Linked DNA regions of Homo sapiens: region 2 is linked to region 1. A link is a loop called in an ENCODE intact Hi-C map of the cell type or tissue named here. Cell type or tissue: CD4-positive, alpha-beta T cell. All regions are shown on one strand. Links, peaks and the distances in the headings refer to the core of each region. The heading gives the core; the rest is flanking DNA. Region 1 has its middle 120 kb from the start of AP1S2. Region 2 overlaps CA5B (carbonic anhydrase 5B).

Evidence for each region. A loop is a pair of places that touch in the nucleus more often than their neighbours do. Peaks named below come from ENCODE experiments on the same cell type or tissue, not always from the same donor. Only the 100,000 strongest peaks of a DNase experiment are listed, where the experiment ranks them.
Region 2: a loop joins it to region 1, with 6 times the contacts of the local background. A loop is called at or near these places in 14 of 110 quality-filtered maps.

The regions. Positions count from the first base shown.
Region 1 is chrX:15,970,180-15,978,514 of GRCh38, forward strand. No RefSeq gene overlaps it. Among named protein-coding and RNA genes, the nearest start is that of AP1S2, 120 kb to the left of the region's middle. In CD4-positive, alpha-beta T cell, for the core only: no CTCF peak of the experiment used is centred there; a DNase peak (open chromatin) is centred at 3,322.
Region 2 is chrX:15,757,211-15,765,545 of GRCh38, forward strand. CA5B (carbonic anhydrase 5B) reads left to right here. Exons shown (of 8, transcript NM_007220.4): 3 at 7,368-7,565. CA5BP1-CA5B (CA5BP1-CA5B readthrough) reads left to right here. Exons shown (of 12, transcript NR_160544.1): 6 at 7,368-7,565. Among named protein-coding and RNA genes, the nearest start is that of CA5B, 23 kb to the left of the region's middle. In CD4-positive, alpha-beta T cell, for the core only: a CTCF peak has its summit at 4,586 (motif pointing right); DNase peaks (open chromatin) are centred at 1,151 and 4,571; H3K27ac peaks cover 2,814 bases.

The sequences.
Region 1 (8,335 bases), core at 266-8,265:
CTAGCCATCATCTCAAGTTATTTCCCTCTTAACTTTTTTACAGCATGTGCATGTTAGGCAGTCATCACCAAAGCAAGAACCTGAAAGTTAAATACATGTTTTTTTTCTGCTGTGCTTGATATACATGGAGTAATGAGCACTACACATCCACTTGCACATTTGTTCTTAGGTTGATCTCATAGTTTCATAATCTTAAACCTCTAGTAAAGATAACATAAACTTATTTGAGTAGTGAATCCAGGTAGAACAAGAATAAAAATGTTAATTTTCATATTATTTTTAAAGCGGATAACTTGTAAGACACAGCTGTTTTTATTAAACCAACAATGTTGAACTAGTCTTATTTACTAAAGATTTACCCATGTCATGTGAACTTGAAAAGTTTTTGGGTTAGTTCCTATATTTCTAGAAGTTTTAAGAATATGTAATTTACACTTATTTTTCTTTAAGCCAACTAAATAGGGCTCTTTTACAAATTAATTTTGGCAATACCATCTGCAGGTAGAAAATATGCATACATAACACAGAAACATATACACATATGTAAACATACCTACACATCCAGATAGGCACAAAGACCTTATAGTTTTCATGCTAAAACTTTAACTATGTGCCAGGTACAGTAATACAAAAGTCACTAGCTTATAAAAGAAAAGCTGGAACCAAATTATGTTTTTGGCAAATGGGACAAATTAAGGTTACCTGCTCAGATAGCCAAAGCTTTTTCTAATATTTGTGGAAAACACCTTTGAGGTTTTTCATTTGCCCAATTTCCAGAAAGCTTTTTTCCTTCTGATGAGTCATCTCACTGAAGTTAGCACTTTAAAAGGGATGGCTCTCAGTTAAGATGAGGTAGAAAATTCAGTTTCAAAGGCACACACAAAGAATACAAGCTTTCCTCCAAGAAGGAGTCTTGGGGCAAATTGCTTAACATCAGAGGTCAATCCCATGGAGGCTGTGGACTAAATTTTAGGTACCAGTTTATTTCTAATTAATCTTTTTCCTTTTCAGCTTCAAGTAGTTGCTTTTTGCGGCCCCAAAGTCCTTGGAGAGCTGGATCCTAAAGTCCAAGTGACTGAGGCTTAGAGGAACCAATCTGGGGAGATCTTAAGTTTTCTAAAGGAGCCAATGAAGTTCCATATTGTTCTTAAGAAAAATTGTGCCCACAAGAAAAGAAGCAGACAGAGGGGTCAGATAACATAGTCAGCAGGGATTGAAGAAGAGGGGTTTCAGTTCACAAAGAAGTTCTTACAGGAGAAGCAGTATCAGATGGAGAGAACAGAGTGGCCTCTTAAAGAAAATTGCTTCTGCTGGGTGTGGTGGCTCACACCTGTAATCCCAGCACTTTGGGAGGCCGAGGCGGGTGGATCACAAGGTCAAGAGATCGAGACCAGCCTGGCCAAATAGCAAAATCCCATCTCTACTAAAAACACAAAAATTAGCCAGGCGTGGTGGCGGGCGCCTGTAACCTCAGCTGCTCGGGAGGCTGAAGCAGGAGAATCACTTGAGGTCAGTCAGGCCATTGCACTCCAGCCTGGGCTACAGAGCGAGACTCTGTCTCAAAAAAAAAAAAAAAGAAAAGAAAAGAAAAAGAAAATTGCTCCTTTCAAGCTCTGATGATCAGAAACCAAACTTTTAAGTGAAACTTTCTAAACCAAAGGCATATCTACCAAGTGACTCTAGACTAAAACCAATAAGCTTTTTATGGCTTAACCACAGGCATAAAAGGCATCTCCAAACAGGTGAAAAGACGCAGCCCTCTCAAGATCCAGAGCCACTCCCAAAGACAGTCGGAAGAAAGAAAGACTTAGACTCTTTGAGAGCTGGCAACAGTCAGTATACTAGCTGCAAATGGGGTACAACCCACATTTATATCCAGCCTTTCGGTGGGCTGCCTGCATATGCAGGACTGATAACCCATGTGCCCTCAACAGGCAAAAAGCCAAGCCAAGTTCTCAGGAAATAAAATGAGACAAAAGGGAAAATAATAGCTGTCCATGGGAGGGAAGAGATCAATAACAAACGTATGCCTCAAGACCAAAAGTCACAATTCAAGCTAATTCTCATAAAAGTTTTTCTCCTGCCAATCTGAATTTGAAAAGAAAGGGCCAGGAGAAATTTTTGCCTCCTTCTCTCAACTGAGCACTATAGACAGAGAGAGATCTAGGAGAGCTGACTTTGGTAACAATTTCTTACCCTTTTGCTAGCTTCAGCCAGTTTTCTGAGGATCCTATCTACAGGCCCTGGAACGAGTGGGATGTCCCAGAAAAGTCTCACCTTCATCGCTGGAACGGTAAAGGAAGAATAACCCTTATAGGTTCTTAGTTGGATTCGACCCCTTTGACAAAAGACAGATTAACAAGAGAAAAACAGAACTTTTAAAACATGTATATTTTCCATGTACATAGGAGACACCCAGAAAGTGAGGAGTTCTCAAAGAGGTGGCTTTGAATTCCAGCTTAAATAGCATCTTCAGTAAAGAATAGTAAACTTTTAGAGAAATTAAAAGTCAAAGGAAAAGGATCTTGAATCTCTATGGGTGTGGCAACTTGTGGAAAGGCAAACTGCAGTTAAAGGCTAGTAAGTAAAGCTCTGGTACCATCTCTTGGCCAGTATGGATCTGCCATTTTCTTCAGTGATTAATCTTTGTTTTTCTTGGTAGAAGGGGTGGAGGCAGGATACCTTTTGTCTTCGTAAATCTATATCCTGCTTTTAGGCAAGTAGAGGGAGGGCAGAGAGCTTTCCTGCATCTGCTTCTTCTTAATTATCTTCAGCTCAACAATCCTTCATATTTGGTGTTCTGGTCCCCCATATAACATTGCCTGGAATGGAATTTTTGACTCCCTCTCCTGTCCCCCAGTAATCTGTTCCTCTTATAGTATGCTGTACTCAGTAAATCTCACCTTCACCCACCACAACTTAAGCCCCAAACTGGAGTAACCTTGTCATTTCCCCTTTCCTTCTCTCACATTATACCATCACTAAGTCCTATTGATTCTGGTTCTAAAATATATCCCAATTCTATCCCAACTGTCTGCTTGAATCCTGGCTCTCTTATCATGGGAAAGTTTCTTGAACTCTGTTCCTCAGTTTCCTCATCTGTAAAATGTAGTCGATAGTACCTACCAAATAGGTTGTTGTGAGGAAAGTTAGCATTATTCTTTCTCAAAACCACACACTTGTCCAAGTCACAATGATCTCTTCCTTGGGCTTCTGTAATCACCTCCTAACTGGTCTCCCTACAACCACTGATGTCCTTAGGACCCATCCTGTAAAGCAGTGGATCTCAACTGGGGCAATACTGTCCCCTAGGGGACACTTGGACATGCCTGGAGACATTTTTGCTTGTCACAACTGGGGAAGGCGTTACTACTGGCATCTAGTGGGTAGAGGCCAGGGATGCTGCTAAGCCTCCTACAATGTACAGGACAGCCTCCCACAACAAACAATTATCTGGCCCCAAATATCAATAGTGCCCACGTTGAGAAACTCTGCTCTAAAATGATGATCTTTCTTAAACACAAATAAAGTCAGTCTGTTCCCCTGTTTGCATCCACCCAGTAATTCCCCATAGCTCTTGGATAAAGCCCAAATCCTTAACATGGCACCCCCAGGCCCTGGGATACGGCTCACTGATCCTCCTTCTTGATCTAATTTACCTTTTCAACTACAGCCAAAGATCTAAGATTCCCTGTAAACCAACCCCAGCTGCAGACTCCCAGGCCCTGGGATCCAACCCACTGCTCTAGCCTTATCTCACACTACTGTCACCTGCCTTCTCTTCACCCTGCTAGTTTACCCTGATCCAGCCACATGGGTATTCCTTTGGTTTCCCAAGAAGACCAAATACTTGGCTGCCTCAAAATCCTTACACAGGCTCTTCCGGCTGCTGGAACCGTGCCTGCCTAGCTGTGCTTGGATAGCTTCCCTTCCTCATGGGAATTGGGTGGAATTGGCTGTTTTGGGCTGGTGGAAGAGAGCCCTTGAGATGGAGCAATCCATTGCACTTGCTACCACGTGGTGACCAATTTACTAGAACATCCTCTGCTGGTTCCTCCTTCCCTGCCTCAAGCAGCACTCAGTGCATTCAGCAGGCACTTCTCTTCTGTGGCCATTAATTTAGAGCAGCTCCTTCAGCAATTATAGAGGATTCCTGTGAGGTTAGGAGGGTGAGGTGGAAGGCTAGACCTCCCTGAAAGCCCTCACCTGGAGGTAGTAAAGGGGAAGCCTGATGGATAAATCAATTCTTCAGACTGTTCTCAGAGAATTAAAAATTATGTTAGTTACCAACATTTACAGATCCAGAAAATTACCACGAACACCAGGATTCCATTTATCTCCTTCACTGGAAGATCTAGAGGCGCATGCTTACTTCTTCATGCGGCAATAATCAGCAATTGCTGATCCTGGCTCCCCTTTCAGTGGAGCTCCCACAGCCCCCACCTAGCCTGCTTTGCACAAGTGCTTTACTGCTTACCCTTAGTTTGTCATGCTGCATTGAAACCCCAATGTCAATCCAGAGCCTGCAGTGCTAGAGGACTTTGTCTCTGCAGGACTGCCAGCCCATGCCACTGAGCCTTTGCTACCCACATTTAGGGAAAGTATAAACAGCCCACAGGGCCTATGTCTTCTACTTCTTGGGGTGTTCTTTGTTTCCCTTCTGACTGGGGTTAGTCTCCTGGGTCCTATTGCAAAGACACTCTGTGCCTTCATTTCTACTTAAAGTCATTAGGAGACTGATTTGAGACTGGCTGGAAAACAAGTTTATTCTGCCATCTCAGCCCAAGTGACCTGCACAGGACAGCTTGATCAATCCTTCCAAAGCTGTCTGGGTCTCGTAAACACATTTTGTTATATTGCAAAGCAAAGCATAAACATTTCTAGCAAACATTAGCGCCCACCAGCTATGTAACCCTACATGGCATTCGATGGGTCAAATTTCTTTAACTTCTCTGGGTTCTAGAGTCTTGACCTCCTGATCATTTCTAATGCGCATTCTGTTGGTGGCAGTTCCCCTGCTCCCCAGGCAGGTAGAAGATGAAGCTATGTGTGTCAGTTCACCTGGAGTCCACCTCCCTCTCCGGGAGATTACTGTGGCTGAGAGCCCCCAATGGCACAGCTTGAGCAAATGCAGGGCTCTTCCCACTGTATTCTCAATTCCAGGCCGGACTTCCACAGGATCTTTTCCATCTCTATAACTGAATTCATGTTGATCACCTTGATTCTGCTCTGAGCTTACCAGAGTTCAAGGCTCCTCCACCATTTTTCAAAAAATCATCCATGCAGGCTGGTTGGGTTGGAGATTTTATACAGCTTTGGGGCTCACATAGAGGAGGGTTTTACATGCATCCTGCACAACTCTCCATTGCCTCAGAAGCTCTTAGCTGATTTCTCCACCCCCGACCCCTGTCTCTCTCCACCAAATGTTAGGCAAACTTCCAAATTCTCTAACAAAAAGCAGGCCTTCTGGGTCTTCCCATCACTTGCGACTTCCCTAGGAATTCTCATGAGCAAAATTCTCTGTCTCACACTGAAAGACAACATCATGGGAGGTGACATCACCTTTCAGCTCAGGTGGTTTTTGTTTGTTTGTTTTGTAAAAGAGATAATATATTGATTGTAGAAAGTTCTGGAAATCCCAAGAAAATAATTAAAATAAGATTTAAAACATCAACTGCTATCCTTCCACCCAGGGATAATCTCACATTTGATGTTTTGGTATACTTCCTTTCTTTCTCTTTTTTTTTTTTTTTTTTTTAGTTTCTTTCTTTCTTTCTTTTTTTTTTTTTTTAATTTTACTTTAAGTTCTGGGATACATGTGCAGAACATGCAGGTTTGTTACATAAGTATACATGTGCCATGGTGGTTTGCTGCACCTATCAACCCGTCATCTAGGTTTTAAGCCCCGCATGCATTAGGTATTTGTCCTAATTCAGCTCAAGTATTAAGTCTTTCTGAAAAATCGCTAACTTGTACCAAACTGCAGATTTCATTCGTTCTAAGGTATATATCCCCCTTGCTGTACATTTGACATCTGTGAAATTGGATGTGCATTATGATTGATAGTAGGTCAGAAATTAATTTTTGGTATGCTTTTCTTAGTGGTATATGAATTTTTTGTGGATCTTACAGTTAATGTCATCTTAGATTTTCTGAACTACAGTAACATTAACATCTTGCTCAGAAAATGTTTTCTTGAGATAGAAACAAAAGAGCCCCTGTCTGAAAGTTGTGTAGAGATGAACTGTGGGAAGGGATCAGGGTCTAGGGAGAGGCAATAGTATCTGCAAGGTACTTGGGGTGGGAAGAGAATGGCCTGTCCAAGAAGTTAAAAGCAGTTTTGGGGGAAGGAGAACAGACAGCAAAGGTCATGTCCTCTGTGAGGCCTTCTCTGCCTTGCCCAGCATTTGAGGATAACTTCCTCCTTTACAGTCACTCTGCACTGAAGCTTTTCGCCTCCCATTTAATGCTTGACTTCTTACAATTGTACTCTTAGCACAGTACCATACATAGAGAATATCCTCAGAAGTCTGCAGCTGTGGTTGGTTTACAGGGAATCTTAGATCTTTGACTGTAGTTGAAAAGGTAAGTTAGATCAAGAAGGAGGATCAGTGAGAGATGGTTCTGTGCCCTGGTCCTTATTCTCAGGCTTCTTATGGGGAAGGGCAAAGAATGAAAACCTTTTGGGAAATAAAAATTAGATGTTGGAGGTTTAAAACCAGAAATTCCTGAAGGTGCTGAGGTCTGCATGTGTTTGAAGAAATATAGACAATTATGAAAGTCTATGCTGGGTATCTATGGATTATTAGCTCAGTGGGCTGGGTAGTGGTAAAAGGTCAAGGTCTTGGATGTCATTCCCATAAGGACTATGAACTTTGTTCTGGTCTCCACATTCTGTATTTCCATGAAAGCTGGCCAGACTTAGTTATTTAACTCAGGCTAGCTATCTCATCCCACTTGCTGAGATCCTGGACACAATGGAGAGTGGATGAGCGATTGGTGAATTAGGTGGATCCATCTCCCCTAGGAGGTTAACAAAATATGTCTTAAATCATGTAGCTACTAGGGCAGAAGGGATTTTTTTTTTCACCAGTTCCCGGGAAGGAAACCAAAGCAGACCAGATATTAGACCCTGAAAATGGCAGATTTTCTTTTTCACAGAATGGCTCTTTTTGATGGTCTTTTGATGCATGCCATTTGTGGGGAGGGGTGAAGGCTGTGAGTATAGGGCAACATCTGGACATGGTAGAAGCTTTTCTGTCTGCCCTAAGTGTAAAAGTCTGCTGTATGTTACTCTAGCAGACAGGGAAAGGCTTCTAAACACTGGGCTTTCCAATTCATTCCAGTGAAATTTGGATTTTTGAGTGGATCACATGCTTTGAGACTCTAGGTGGTAGGAGTGCAGGTGGGGAAGAGGAAGAGACAGGAAATTCCATTTCTTTCACAGCATGCTAACTTGAGGATGCTTCTCAGGGCCAGCTTATCAGCAACCACTTTAAATTGACCATGATTTTATCCTTGCCTCTCTTTGTAAAGGTTTCTTTTTCAGAATTTTCAGCCAACAGCTTCCAAACTGTCATTTACAATTTACGGAAGGACAGAAAGTAGAATAGTCGTGAGCAAGCAGTATAATTATGTGCCAGGAAATGACATGGCAAATAGTCTAGCTTAGCAAGTGCTAGAGAGCTTCTTCCCTATCTTTTAGCTTCAGGCAGGAGCAGAACTATAATATCTGCTGATCTTTTTGCGACTTATGTTACACTTGAAGTGCAGATTACTAAGGAGTATTTGGTCTGGAAATCAGAACTGGGGCAGAAATTTATTTTTAAAAAAGCAAAGCAAGGGGTAATAGGAAGTTGAAAAGTAGGATGTTTACGTTACACAGTCATATGCTGCATAACAACATTTCAGTCAACAACAGACCACATGTATTATGGTGGTCCCTTAAGATTATAATGGAGCTAAAATTTCCTGATGCCTAGTGACGTCTTGATGATCCTGACTCTGTGTAGGCCTAGCCTAATGTGTGTTTTTGTGTCTCAGTTTTTAACAAAAGACATTCAAAATTTTTTTTAGAAAAACATAAAAACAGAAAAAAGTTATAGAATAAGAACATAAAGAAAACATTTTCGTACAGCTGTACAAGGTGTTTGTGTTTTAAGTGTGATTATAAAAGAGTCAAAATTAGTTTAATTAAAGAGTTTATAAAGTAAAAATTTTAAGTAAGTTAAGGTTAATTTATTATTTAATAAAGAAAAATTTTAATGCTCAACATTATCAGTCATTAGGGAAATGCAAATTAAAACCGCAGTGAGATACGATCTTACCCCAGACA
Region 2 (8,335 bases), core at 69-8,068, 210 kb before region 1:
TAAAAATACCAAAAATTAGGCCAGGTGCGGTGGCTCACGCCTGTAATCCCAGCACTTTGGGAGGCCAAGGCGGGCAGATCACAAGGTCAAGAGATCGAGACCATCCTGGCTACTGAAGACATGGTGAAATCCCGTCTCTACTAAAAAATAGAAAAATTAGCTGGGCATTATGGTGGGTGCCTGTAGTCCCAGCTACGTGGGAGGCTGAGGCAGGAGAATCGCTTGAACCTGGGAGTCAGAGGTTGCAGTGAGCTGAGATCACGCCACTGCACTCCAGCCTAGCGACAGAGCGAGACTCTGTCTCAAAAACAAACAAGCAACAACAACAACAACAAAAACCCACAAAAATTAGCCGGGCATGGTGACAGGCACCTATAATCCCAGCTACTCGGGAGGCTGACGCAGGAAAATTGCTTGAACGCAGGAGGTGGAGGTTGCAGTGAGCCAAGATCGTGCCACTGCACTCTAGCCTGGGTGACAGAGCGAGACTCCATCTCAAAAAAAAAAAAAAAACCCCAAAGTAGACATAAACTTGTGTAGGCAGGCAGTTGTAAGAAGAGTAGCATGCTAAGGGGAACAGCATGACAAGAAAAGTACATAGGAACACCAGAGTTTGGGAAGAATGAGGAAAATGAGATTAGATAAGTGAGATGGGTTCTAATAGGAAAACCTGGGCATTGAACATAGAAGTTACAACTTGATATACTGTTTTTAGCGTAGGAGCAATGTGACAAAGGTGGTTATTTAGGAAAATTGCTGAGTGGCAGAACTCAGGAGTAGAGGAGAGTTAGAAAAGAGGAAAAGCAACCAAGAGGCTTTGTATGAAGTCTGGGGGTTAGGGTTCTGAACTAGGCCGCTGTTCTGGGAAAGGTGAAGAAGAGATAAACCTGAATGATTCTTAAAGAAAAATAATGAAATAAAGCAAAAAGGAGAAGCAAACTGTCTTATTCTGTTTGGGCTGCTATAACAAAGTACCTCAGACTAGATAATTTATACACAACAGAAATTTGTTGCTCACAGTTCTGGAGGCCAGGAAGTCCAAAAAACCAAGGTGCCAGTAGATTCAGTGTCTGATGAGGGTTCTCTTTGCTTCAAAGAATTTGCCTTCTTGCTGCATCCTCACGTGGTGGAAGGAGCTCAGAAGCTTTCTCAAGCCTCTTTTATAAGGGTATTAATCCCGTTCATGAGAGCTCTGCCTTCGTGACTATGTCACCTCCCAGTGGCCTCAGCTCTTAATACCATCACCTTGGGGAAAAGGATTTCAGCGTGTACATTTTTGGGTTTTATTTTTTTATTTTTATTTTTTTATTTTTTGAGACAGGGTCTTGCTCTCTTGCCCAGACTGGAGTGCAGTGGCACAATTTCAGCTCACTGCAACCTCCGCCTCCCGGGTTCAAGAGATTCTCCTGCCTCAGCCTCTCAAGTAGCTGGGACTACAGGTATGAGCCACCACACCCAGCTAATGTTTTGTATTTTTACAAGAAATGGTGTCTCCCCATGTTGGCCAGGCTGGTCTCAAACTACTGACCTCAATTGATCTGCCCACCTTGGCCTGCCAAAGTGTTGGGATTACAGGTGCAAGCCACTGCTGCCTGGCTAAATTTTGAGGAGACGTATACATTCACACCATAGCACAAATCTTCCCAGTGATGCTCCTCATCTTATTCCATCCACAAGTATTAACCGAAAGCCAGCTGGCTTACAGAGCAGTGAGGAAGGCAGATAATTAGACACATACGCATATAATTATAACTGCACCTATGTAATAAATGTCATGAAAGAAAAATCGGAGTGCTATGATTTAAAAATTATAATATGAAGTGATCATATTATAAGAGAGTAGCCAGAGGTCACTTTGTCAAGGAGGTAACAATTAAGCCCAAGACCTAAAGATAATGGGAGCCAGCCCTGAGCCAAATGAGGGGTAGTTGATTTCTGTGGAGGAGGAGCACGAAGAAAGGGACTAAGGCAGGAATGAGCTTTCCGTGTTTCAAGGGCTGAAAGAAGGACAGTGCCAAAGCTGGGGAAATAGGTGGTTGCAGCAAACTGAATGTTCATGACCCCCTAACATTTGTGTGTTGAAATCCTAACCACCAAGGTGATGGTATTAAGAGGTGGGGCTTTGGGGAGGTGATTAGATCGTGAGGGCAGAGTTCTCATGAATAGGATTAGTTCCCAATATAAAAGAGACCCCAGAGAGCTCCCTCGTACCTTGTACCATGTGAAGACAGCAAGGAGGCTGTCTATGAACCAGAAGACAGGACCTTGCCGGACACCCAGTCTGCTGGTGCCTCGATCTTGGACTTCCCAGACTCCAGAACTGTGAGAAATAAATTTCTCTTATTTATAAGCCACCTAGTCTATGACATTCTGTCATAGCAGGCTGAATGGACTAAGACAGTGCTAAAGCACAAAATAAACCAAACCTAGGACTACTCATATAAACAACTAAAATCAAGCACTTCCTCAACATGGAATCCTTTGCAGGGCTTTTGTTGCCCATCAGCTAGAAATTACTGACACCTTTTTTTTTTTTTTTTTTTTTTTTTTTTTTTTGAGTCGGAGTCTTGACCTGTCGCCCTGGCTGGAGTGCAATGACACAATCTATCTCAGCTCACTGCAGCCTCCACCTCCTGGTTTCAAGCAATTCTCCTGCCTCAGCCTCCCGAGTAGCTGGGATTATAGGTGCGCACCACCACGCCCAGCTAATTTTTTGTATCTTTAGTAGAGATGGGGTTTCACCATGTTGGCCAGGCTGGTCTTGAACTCCTGACCTCAGGTGATCTGCCTGCCTCGGCCTCCCAAAGTGCTGAGATTACAGGCATGAGCCACCGCACCCGGCCAACACTTTCTTAATGACAGTATGCCTTTGTTAGCATAAACCACAGTTGATAAAATCATTATCTGTTTATTTCATTTTCCCTATACAAGAAGAACCTGAAAATGAAGCTTCTGTTAGACCACTTAATCATCTTATTTTTGAGGTAAAATATGAGCAACAACCAGGAAATTGTTTCGATCTGATTTTTGCTTAAATAGAGGAAAAGGAAGGGAGTAGGAGAGAACAAAAGTGTCAGTTTATCTTTAGCAAAACAAACCCTTGGCAAAAAATTGGCTTCAGTAAGGGGGCAGTGACCAAGGACCCCCTCCCCACACAGTGAGTTGGATGGTCTAACCTAGATGGTCTAGTTTAGTAAAGGAGGAGGGAGGTGGGTAGGAGGAAAGAAACCTTCTGGAAGCTGAACTTGTAAACTCAAGGGCATAAACTGATCTTGTCATTATGGTCATTAAAGAGCAATTGAAGGAACAGGCTCAGTTTTCTTGGGCTGGTATTTGCATGAGTGTGAGTGTTGATACTTCCCATTTCATGCATGAGATGGGGAAAAATTAAGGATGACCAAGGCGTCGTCTTAGGGACCTAATCACTCCAGTTCTTCCCTAGTTGTCACAGGAGACCCTCATTGAATGGCTTTGAAGAGTGTGTACTCTCAAATTATCAGCCACAGTCTGAGTGTCTCAGAGGGGAAGGTGCATAGTCTCTTTGTGTCAGGAATCTTTACAAACAGAATCAGGGCCTTTCAAGGGCTTTCTAGAAGTTAAAAAATTAACACAATTTGAATCATTTTTCAGATCATTTGAATCCTTTCAAGTCATTTGAATTTGAGCTTTTCCCCCCCAACAATGGCAGTTGGATATGTTACAGGGCATATGTTTATTTTATTTTTTATTTTTGCCTTTAAAAGAGATGTTTATTCATGATGAATATGAATCCAAGTGTTTGGGTGGATATAACAGAACCAAATGTAACAGAAATTTAAGATCATCTTTCCCTCTAAGATGAAAAATACGGTATATTATATGTTATTGGATAAAATTACTAAACATTTTTAGACCCTGAGGTTGTATATTTTATGATGTTGGCTGCTGCGTAGTTGCCATGATTGCTTTTTCAAATTGTTAATTTCTTTCTTTTTTAAAATTTCTATTTTTATTTTACATTCAGGGTTTACATATGCAGATTTGTTACATGGGTATATTGCATGGTGATGAGGTTTGGGCTTCTATTGATCCTGTCATCCAGATAGTGAACATAGTACCTAATAGGATGTTTTCCAGAAGGGCATATGTTTAATAAGATACCACAGGGCAACAAAAAAGGAGGAAGATGTGGCTCCTGCCCACAAGGAATTTGCATTCTAATTAGATTATGACAGTATGGCCCAGATTCCATTTCAGATGTGCCAGTTCATGTGCATTTTCCATTTTAGTTTTCTGAAACAGAAACTTCTTGTTCTTTAAAGTTCTTGTTCTTCACAAGTTGTTTTATACTGAGGAAAGAAAAAAACCCAGAACATTGGGTTCAGACCTCTCCAGAGATGACAGTACTGCATTATATGAAGAAATAGAAAGAAAAGAGTATTATGAGTTTGCATGCACCTTTTATCTTTAGACCAGGGTTTATCAACTTTGGCACTATTGGCTTTTGGGTCAGGATGCTTCTTTGTCTTGTCGGGGGGAGCCCATCCAGGGCATTATAGGATCTTTAGCAGCATCCCTGGCCTCTAACCACTAGATGTCACTAGCACCCTCTCCCAGTTTTGCCATCTGAAAATGTCTCCAGACATTGCCAAATGTTTTTGGGGGACTGAATTGCTTTCTCTGTTGAAAACCACTGATTTAGGCACTCTCAGGAGAGCTCTTTGTCTGTATTGCTGGAGCATTTTTATAAATAAAACAAAACAAAACAAAACACTGAGGTTAAGATACTGACTTACGGTCAGGCGCAGTGGTTTGCGCCTGTAATCCCAGCACTTTGGGAGGCTGAGGTGGGTGGATAACTTGAGGCCAGGAGTTCAAGCCCATCCGGGCCAACACAGCGAAACCCCATCTCTACTAAAAATACACAAAAGTTAGCCGGGTGTGGTGGCATGCGCCTGTAATCCCAGTTACTCAGGAGGCTGAGGCAGGAGAATTGCTTGAACCCAGGAGGCGGAGGTTGCAGTGAGCCAAGATCATGCCACTGCACTCCAGCCTGGGAGACAGAGCAAGACTCCATCTAAAAAAAAAAAAAGGTATTGACTTCCGGCTTTCAGCAATTACCGAAGGAAGAGGATTATCTGCTCTGTCAGAGTAAACCAGAGGCAGGTTTCTGCTTTTCATGGAAATAGGAGATGATGCTGCCATACGTGAGGGATTTGACAGAGTAACAAAACAACTACCTTAGTCTCATCCTTATTCTTTTTTTTTTTGAGACAGAGTCTTACTCTGTCACCCAGGCTGGAGTGCAGTGGCGCAATCTCGGCTCACTACAATCGCCATCTCCCGGGTTCAAGCGATTTTCCTGCCTCAGCCTCCCAAGTAGCTGGGACTACAGGCGTGTGCCACCACACCCGGCTAATTTTTAATAGAGACAGGGTTTCACTGTGTCTCGATCTCCTGACCTCGTGATCCGCCAAAGTGCTGGGATTACAGGCATGAGCCACCATGCCCAGCCAGTGTCATCCTTATTCTTAGTGGTGGGGCGAGATGCAGAGGGTCGTTGGTAATTATTTCCTTCATGTTTCTCCTAGTTTTCCTGTTGTTCTTGATTCTACCCATCCATGGTACTTCTAAAGGACAGGGAAATGGACCACCCCAAACTGATGTACATTGGTTCTGCTCATCACACTTGGGGGTCTCAACAGGCTGATCTGTGTTATCAGCAAGTCTGCTGATACTTATCAGGGACTTGCTACAGAGACCTGGTGCTTGACTCTGGAAGAAAATCAGCATCAGCAATGTCTTCAGTGCCTGTGGAGGATAAATTATATGTGTACACCTTAATAGATAATCTCCACATCCCTGTGACACACTGCAACCTCCAGGGACCTTAGCAATGCCGATGTTCTACCCAGGTTTTGCAGGATGGCTGCCTGGTCCTCAGAGTTTGCTTACATAGGAGGTGAACTCAACTCAGCACGCACAGTTATGTGGGGCGAGCATCTTACAGGATGCAGGCTACGCAAGCCTTTTTTTCTACCAGCCAACCAATTAAACGCTGACAATACTGATTCAATGTTTCCTTTCCCAAAGTTCTCCCATTTCCTTTTTTGAAAATAAATCTGTTATTGAAAATTGAATTAATTTGTCTTTGTATTTAAAGCCACTTTGGGGAGTTGGGGGTTGGGAAATTCTCGATGAAGAAAAGAAACTCATTTATGAATACCCTATTTCCACATGGCACCAAACTCCATGCATTATATTGTGATCACAGCACTGATTGCACTTGGTTTAGGTGAGCTTAGTAAGCAGACTGAGATGTGTTGGTTTTGCAAGATGCCAAAATGCTATTCCTCTGCCAGGTGCTCTCTGACCTATCTTTATCCTCTACTTTTGTGTATCCATTAAACCCCTAAGTGGCTGTATTGGTCAGGGTTCTCCAGAAGCAGAACCAATAAGGTATATAGAGAGATGGATGAGAGGGAATTTATTAGTGGAAATTGCTCACATGATTATAGAGGCTGGGAAGTCCCATGACAGGCCATCTGCAAGCCAGAGACCCTGAGATACTGGTAGTATGGGACAGTCCAAGACACAGGCCTTAGAACCAGGGAAACTGATGGTATAACTCTCAGTCTGAGGCCAAATGCCTGAGAACCCAGAGAGGTGCTGGTGTAAGTTCTGGCGTCCAAAGGCTGGGAAGCCTGTAGCTGTTACCCAAGGACAGGAGCAGAAGAGTGTATCCAAGATTCAGCAGATAGATGGACACATTCAGTTTTTCCATGTTTTTGTTCTCTCTGGCCCCCCAGCAGTTTAGATGATACCTGCCCACATTAAGGGCAGATCTTTCCCACCTAGTCCACTCAGAATTACATGCTAGTCTCCTCTGTAAACACCCCCAGAGAAACACCCCAAAATAATGCTTTACCAGGTTTCTAGGTATCCTTTAATCCAGTCAAGTCAGCAGCTAAAAGTAACCATCATAGTGGCTAATTCCTAAGGCTTTTAGTTTCCATTAGCCCTGACAGGTTCTCTAGAAGTACAGTAGACAGGCTTTTTTTTTTTTCTTTTGAGACATGGTTTGGGTCTGTTGCCCAGGCTGGAGTGCAGTGGTGCTATCATGGCTCACAACAGCCTCGACCTCCCGGGCTCAATCCTCCCACTTTAGCTTCCCCGGTAGCTAGGACTACAGGTGTGTACCACCACGCCTGGATAATTTTTTGCATATTTTGTAGAGACAGGGTTTCGCCGTGTTTCCTAGGCTGGTCTCAAACTTCTGGCCTCAAGTGATCCACCCGCCTTGGCCTCCCCAAGTGCTGGGATTATAGGAGTGAGCCACTGCACTCGGTCCAACAGTCTTGATAATAGGCTGACCTGCTTTCTCCTAGTGCATCCACTCTGGGAGAGCGTGGACCTGGTTCCTGGGGGCGATCGCCAGTCACCCATCAACATTCGGTGGAGGGACAGTGTTTATGATCCCGGCTTAAAACCACTGACCATCTCTTATGACCCAGCCACCTGCCTCCACGTCTGGAATAATGGGTACTCTTTCCTCGTGGAATTTGAAGATTCTACAGATAAATCAGGTGAGGGCAAGATCTGGTGGTCTTGTAAGGAGTTAAAGAAACAGTGTCATGTTAACAGAGGACACATCAAACTCTCTCCATGATAGTATTGACCTCTTTGTGAGCAATGGCATGGAACTCATTGATCTTAACTTTTTGAATGTGTGAAAAAAAATTCCTTCTAGTTTTTATGCATATTTTCTTCAACTAGTATAGGTAGTATTTTTAATTAATAAATATATCTCTATCTCTCTATGTATAGATTTATAATTGGTATAGAGCATAGGTGTGCAATGGAAGTTTTACCAGAAATTTATTTTGTATGTGTATATTGAATATGTACTAATTTTTTTCCTTTGCTTGTTGACTTTATGAGAACTTTTACATTAAATAGTAACATTGTTTAATCAGAGTTAACTTAGCAGATTACAATACACTTGAAATGGGGCCAAAAGGATATTCATGTGTGCATTAGGTTGCAAAGACTAGTCATGTATTAGAGAAATGGAAACTTATGATCTGGTAATTTTGTTAAATAAACAGTGTTACCTACCTAGTTTAAAAGAAACACAATTTAAAAGAGTTTTTAAAATTCAAATATTATATTGATTTTGAATCTTTTTTTTCACCTTCCTGGATGTAAACTAATGTGAATGATTTCAAAGTTTACCTGAAACTTATAGTGTCTATGGAAGACAGAAGGTGGTTAATTTTGTGAAGGTTTATTTTCCCTTTTTTTTTGTTTGCTTGTTTGTTTTACTGCATTTGATGATGTCAAATAGTCCAAATTA